2 separate regions of the Homo sapiens genome follow, and region 1 is linked to region 2. Evidence: chromatin contacts called from ENCODE Hi-C or POLR2A ChIA-PET data. All regions are on one chromosome and are shown on one strand. Each heading gives the region's core, a stretch centred on a gene start or an enhancer-like site at or near the end of the contact. The rest is flanking DNA. Distances are from core to core; before and after follow the strand shown. Region 1 has its middle 6.7 kb from the start of FCGBP. Region 2 holds the start of ZNF780B (zinc finger protein 780B).

Region 1 (3,195 bases), core at 318-2,817, 110 kb before region 2:
ATTCTGCTGACGGCAAAGTCTTGTAGTCTTCCTTCATCTAAAAGCTTTTTATTTCTTCTTCATACCCCGTAGATAGTTTTGCTGCATATAAGATTCTCGGCTGGGCACAGTGGCTCACGCCTGTAATCCCAGCACTTTGGGGTGCTGAGGCGGGCAGATCACAAGGTCAGGAGTTCCAGACCAGCCTGGCCAACATGGTGAAACCCTGTCTCTAATAAAAGTACAAAAATTAGCCGGGCATGGTGGCGGGCGCCTGTAGTCCCAGCTACTTGGGAGGCTGAGGCAGGAGAATCACTGGGAGGTGGAGGTTGCAGTGAGCCAAAAGCACACCACTGCATTCCAGCCTGGAGGACAGAGCGAGACTGTCTCAAAAAAAAAAAAAAAAAGATTCTCAGCAGATAGTTATTTTCTTTCAGCACTTGAAGAGTATTGCTCCAGGCTTTCTTCTCCATGGTTTTTGATAAGAAATTTTTTGTCATTTGATCAGTGTTCCCTATAGACAATTTATAATTCCTCTCTAGCTGCTTCCAAGATAGTTTCATTGTTTGCCTTTGTTTTCATAAGTTAGTTATACTGTGTTTTGGCATGGAATCCGTCAGATTTATTCTGTTTAGCTTCTTGCATCTGTAGGTTTATGTCTTTTGCCAAATTTGGGAAGGTTTGGTCATTATTCTTCAAATATTTTTCAGCCCCACTTTCTTTTCTCCTTCTGTTAATCTGATAATACAAATGTTAGCTATTTTATAATTGTCCTGCAGGTTCTCTGAGCCCTTGTTAGTCATTTTCTGTTTCTCTTTTTTAAAGTTGATTGTCTCTCTGTTTTTTGGATTGGGTAATTTTTATTGTTCTATCTTCAAGTTCACTTCTTATTTCCTTTGTCATAGTTGCTCTGCTCTTGAGCCTTTCCAGTGAGTTTTTATTTTAGTTATTGTATTTTTCAGTTTTATCATTTTCATTTGATTCTTTAAGAACATACTTTCCATTTCTTTGGTGAGATTTTCTTTTCTTTCCCATCTTTGCAAGGAATTTCTACTTGCTTGGTGAAACATTTTTATGATGGCTACTTTAGATCTTTGTCAGATAATTCTAAAATCTTTCATCTCAGTGTTAGATTGTTGATTGGCTTTTCTCATTCAAGTTGTGATTTTTCTGGTTGTTCATATTATGTATGATTTTTAAATTATATCCTGGACATTTCTGGTATTATGAGAGGAGACCCTGGATCCTATTTAACTCTTCCATTTTAGCAGTCACTGTTTTTAGGTTAGCATGCAGGTCCTGGCCTACTTTTGTGTGCTATGATTCCAATGACAATTTAGTTTTCAGAGCCCTTGCATTATTATTCCGGTCTATTTCATTTGCCTGGTGCTGGTTGAGCTCATACCCAATTCCTGTTAGTACCACCAATGGAGGTTAAAAGCATTTTCTTGGGGCCTGCTTGGTGCTGCTACGTTAGGAGTAGGAGACACTGGCACAAAAGGGTGGAGAGTACTTCCCTGGGCTGCGTGGTGCCAGCAGGGCTCTTCCTTCATCTCTGCCATCCACTAGGGTGGGGAAAGCACCTACCTGGGTGCTTTCTGCCGCTGGATAGGGGGCTGGGGAGATGCTGGATCTAGACCACGTCCTGTCGTTGGGTGGGAAATTGAGAGATGCTGGGCCACTGAGATGTTTCTCGAGTTCTAAGGCCCTTGTCAGTTTTCCTTCTTTTTATCTTTCAGAGTCCTCTTAAGAATGTCTGTTATGTTATTCCAGGGTTTTTAGCAGAGAGGAGCCAGGAAAAATAAATCTATGTCATCTTGACAGAGATGTTACCATCATCCTGGCTTGTTGTAGTCTCCTAAGATAGAAATCAAGTGAGATTACCAGACACAGTATTAAAGAGAAAAAAAAAAAAAAGTTTGTTTCCGTTTGTGCAGAAGGGAGGTCAGCACCGTGAAAGGAAAAGGGTAGGCTGCTCCCCACAGGGAGCAAGTCGATCTGTCTTGTAGGGGTCCAGATGCCATGATGTGCCTGTCATCATGTGTTAACAAGGGATTTCTTGGCGCCTGCACAATGGTTCAACATGGTTTTTCATACATTGCATGTAATATTGGCATTTTAAATCTCTACCTCTGAGCATGATTTTTAGCATTGAAATAAGGAAATTATCACTGTAAGTTGAAACCTAAGCTGTTCCTGTGGCTTCCTGGGGAAGTCCCTAAGCCCCTAAAGCAGGAACTTGTGGTTAATAGCTTCTTGGGCCTCTGATGCTGACTGGCTGGAGGTTAGGTATAGAACAGGAATTAAAAGAAATAAAGAATGTGTAAGCAAAACTTAGTTGTATGTAAGAAAACCCAATTCCCCCTGAGGAAGAGAAAGAGCTGGAGTCCTTTAAAATTAACTGCCTGTTTTTCTATGGCTAGTGAGCCTTATCTCTCCCTTTCCCAGGCATTGTGAAGACTCTGTTTCTCTAGCTGTGCAGCTGTAAGATCACTAGACAGATAATCTCAAGTCGTAAAACATGCTGTTCCTTGAAAAAAAAATGATATAATGCATGTCTCAATTGAATGACTGTCTTTGTTTCTCACTTCTGTGATATGCTTCCCCCTGCACAGATCTCCCCCAGCCCCACGAAATGCTTAAAAGGTAGCTTGACTCTTTGTTCAGGGCTCAGTCCTTTGGATGTTAATCTGACTGGGTCGGTGCACCTGAATAATTAAATAATTCCTCCTCAACCCCACGGTCTCTCTGATTCCTTAATTATCCTGCTGCAGACAAGCTACAGCTTGAGTAAGGGGCTTTTGTTCTTTTTCACTAAACCACCTCAAAATAGGAAGCCAGCCAGCTGTCTCACTCCCAGCCAAGAGATTTCATTCTCCTTATTCTTTTTTTTTTTTTTTTTTTTTTTAGACCAGGAGAAATAACTTTATTTGAATAGGACCCGAGACAGCATATTGGGCTAAGGAGGAGAGGTAAGGTTCCAAAACCGCAGTCAAAGCTCATCAACCAAATGGACTCTACTTCCCAGCAACCTTGCAGTTAGTGCAACCAACAAAAGGCCTGCTGGGGAATGTATTTGCCACTAAATCCCCCAAGTATGCCAACATTACAAAAAAGATAGAGGTTTTTCATCATAATTGAATTTCCACAAACCTCCCCAATCACAAGTATTATAAGTGGAAGTAAAAAATCACATTTTACAGATCTCAAACTTGT
Region 2 (3,324 bases), core at 501-3,000:
CATCATGTTGCACACGATAAATACATACAATTTTATCTGTCAATTTAAAAAGAACTTCTGTCCTAGATCATTTGAGCAACTCACTCATTTTCTTACTATGCAAGCAGCAATCACAATGAATCACATATTCCCAATGCTCCTGTCCTATAGAAAGTCAAGGGAAATGACCTAAAATGACCACACGAAAACAAAAGCTAAAACATTAAACATTTATTATTATATGCCTAGCACTGCTCTAAGAGGTTTTAGAGTATTAATTCATTCTAATGTTCATTACAAGCCTGAGAAGACCAGAAACGGACAGAACAAACATTCCAACCCAGATACTCTGGATCCACTCCCCTATTCTTAACCGCAACAGCGTACTGCCTCTCACAGTTCACACAAATAGCCCAAAATGCAACCGGAACTGCCGAATCTCACAGAGATCTGGCAAGTATTACAATTATCATCTCATGGACTCTCCCGAAAAATCCTGACTCTGGTTGATACCAATTTCTGTGCAATCACTTTCCGATTCCTGAAAGCCTCACAGACGAATGGAAATCACCCAACCATCTCCATTCTTCCCTACTTGGAAAAGGAGGCCTGTAAAGAGTCAGAAACCTGGCGTGTGATTCCACAAACTAATCTTCTTTTCAAAGCAGAGTCTAAAATAAAGCTTTAATATAAACCTCTGGAGGACTATTTTTATACCAGCTTAGAAGAAGAGAGCGTACAGGAAGGTGTGAACGATTTGCCAAATGGCTCTGTGAATATTAAATGGCAAGGTGGGGAGCGGGCGGGGTGGGGAACGGCTCGCTGGGAGGCGGCACAATGGGAGGGGGCAAGAATCAATTTGCATATTCTCCTGAAATTCACTAAAAATTTACAGGAACCTCTATATTCTAAAATCAAAAACGCATTTCTTGAACAAATACAAAGCACAAACTCACCCTTGACTTAAGTGTGCAACAATAACGCTCTCATCCTCCTCTCGGTCCTTCTTTTGGATAATAATACGACTGGAGAAGGATACGGCAAGCGTGAGACTCCAGGCTTTTCTTGGAGCGCAGACTAAGTTTGAAAGCACCCTCCATGGCCACAACTTCCCTCACTTCGTACGAAATGAGAAGGAAATAAAAGGAGGAGGAATCGGTCTGAGTTCGAAGCTGGTTCCTGGGGACAGATCTCTGAGGGACGCTGGGTTCTCAACATGTAGCTGCCCTCCTGGGGGACCCTCAAGAGGCACTTCCAGCTCTCATATTCCCACCCCGAGTCCAGATCTGCGCCTTCTTGTGCAAAGCTTCATTCTCGGTTCAATATCTAACCTCCCTACTGGGGACATTTTCATTCCTCTGCTGCAGCCTCTGCAGCTTTGAAGGGGAAAGACGGAGGAAGCAGCAGGAGCCTAGTACCACCGGCACAGTGACACTCACACAGCCCCAGCAAAACGCACTGCGTCCACACGCCGTCCCGGTCCTGTGCACAGGGCCTCACGCACACACTCACACAGTCCCCTCCGTCACTCAAGATCGCGCAATCCCCATCCTTTGATGCCCGCGCACACGCACGCCTAAGGATCTGGCAGATTCCGTCTGCGCCCCGGGTTCCTCCTCTGAGCGCCTCGCTCTCGCCCACCCGCACTGCCGGGTCGGTCAGGTTCGAGTCCCAGTCCACGAAGACCTCCCGCAGCCACCGATTTCTTCCTAGGACGTGAAGACCTTACCCAGCTAGGTCGTCAACCCCAGGAGACAGGAAGTGGAACCGCTAATTCCGGTGCGGTGGCCTCTGGGAAATACAGTCCTGAGCAGAAAGAACCTCAGAAGTCTTGGTCTATGGTCTGTTCAGGTTGATCCCAGCATACATTGGGGGCTCCTAAGGGACCCGAGCCTAATGGATTTGTGGGAGTTCCAGACCGTGGGGTGCAGAGGTTGCGGCCACGGGCGAGAATCCCCATCTGAGAGGAGCGTTGCTGTTTTCGGTGCGTCAGGGTAAATTACCTTTTCTCTCTATGCAAAAGAATGCAAATGAGCAGAACTTTTAAAGAAGAATTTAAAGTAAAATTACGTCAAAATGTAGCTGCTTTGACCTCTTCGTCTCAGATCCGAGCATAGGCTTCCCCTTTGTGCTATTTGAAGGGACTTAGGATAAATTTGAAAAGCCTGAACTAAAGAAATGGTTGGAGAGACTCCGTCTCAAAAAAAAAAAAAAAAAGAAAGAAAGAAAGAAAAGGAATCGTTGGTTTTATACTAGAAGAGGAAGTGTGGTTTACATGAGAGATTTCAGAATCAAATATACTTGATTCTTCAAGACAATCTTCCTGTTATCTGGAGAGAAAAACGTGATTCAGGACGGCATGGAAACAGATAAAAGTACACAGAGAATTACTTGCCTTATCTTGAAGGATGAATAATTAACACATTTTCTTAAAACAGTCTAAATAAATGCCAAAGGGGGTTTGTTTTTCGTAGGAAAAGCTTGATTTCACTGTTGTAATCTAGCAACATTGAACTTTCAAAATGATTTTTGTAGTTTCCTATGCTATATAAAGCGGAAACGTGGAATAATGAAGAGCAAAATGTCTTTTCATTCCCGACTGTGACAGAAAACAGATAGCAAGATAACAAACTTAATTGGATCAATGATCACATTAAGTGTAACTGGTCTAACACCTTAACTTAAGAAGGTTGTCAGGTTGGATTTTTTTTTTAAAAGTCAGACCCAAATACGTGCTACCTACAGGTAATACTTAAAATATAAAAGCACTAATAGGTTAAAAGTAAAAGGATGGAAAAATATATAAAATCCTAACACTAGTCAAAAGAAAGCTGGAGTGGCTATATTAAAAACAAAGTGACTTCACCAAAAAGACTATATCAGGGATAAAGAAAGTTACATCATCATAATGATGAAGGATACAGTTCATCCAGTGGAAAGAACAAACCTAAATTATGCTCTTAATACAGCTTCTAAGTATGTGAGTAAAAACCTGTTAGATCAATAAAGTAACAGACAAATCCACAATTATAATCAGATATTTCAACATATCTCTCTTGGTAATTGATAGAACTAATGCAGAAAAGCAACAGGGTATAGATTATCTAAACAACATATCAACCTGCTTGATCTCATTTACACTTCTGGAACACTCTTCTCAAAGACAGTAAAATTCATCTTAGGTGGACAGGAGACACTTTCCAGCGTATACCATATTCTGGGCCATAAAGCAAGTCTCCATAAATGAGTAAATGGACTCAAGTCATACAAAGAATGTTTTTGACAAAAATGGAATTAAATTAGAAATCAATAACAGCTCACTATATATTGTCCAAAGTAGTAAAA

Evidence for each region. A loop is a pair of places that touch in the nucleus more often than their neighbours do. ChIA-PET counts read pairs that join two places held with the same protein, here RNA polymerase II (POLR2A). Pooled maps may share reads with other maps.
Region 1: a pooled map shows a loop between it and region 2 (10-fold over the local background). The contact joins the enhancer-like site here to the promoter of ZNF780B in region 2. A Hi-C loop is called at or near these places in 9 of 50 pooled maps. POLR2A ChIA-PET finds 5 or more read pairs at or near these places in 4 of 52 experiments (CD4-positive, alpha-beta T cell, OCI-LY7, Panc1 and 1 more).

The regions. Positions count from the first base shown.
Region 1 is chr19:39,939,769-39,942,963 of GRCh38, forward strand. It overlaps the pseudogene PRR13P5. Among named protein-coding and RNA genes, the nearest start is that of FCGBP, 6.7 kb to the left of the region's middle. RefSeq lists enhancers at 1,901-1,980, 2,081-2,170. Within about 2 kb of position 1,568, at least 12 of the 41 ENCODE cell types and tissues checked have a DNase peak (open chromatin) inside an H3K27ac peak, as active enhancers do; they include CD4-positive, alpha-beta T cell and OCI-LY7, where a contact is called at or near this core.
Region 2 is chr19:40,054,481-40,057,804 of GRCh38, forward strand. ZNF780B (zinc finger protein 780B) reads right to left here and starts at 1,751. Exons shown (of 5, transcript NM_001005851.3): 1 at 1,709-1,751. RefSeq lists an enhancer at 1,611-1,740.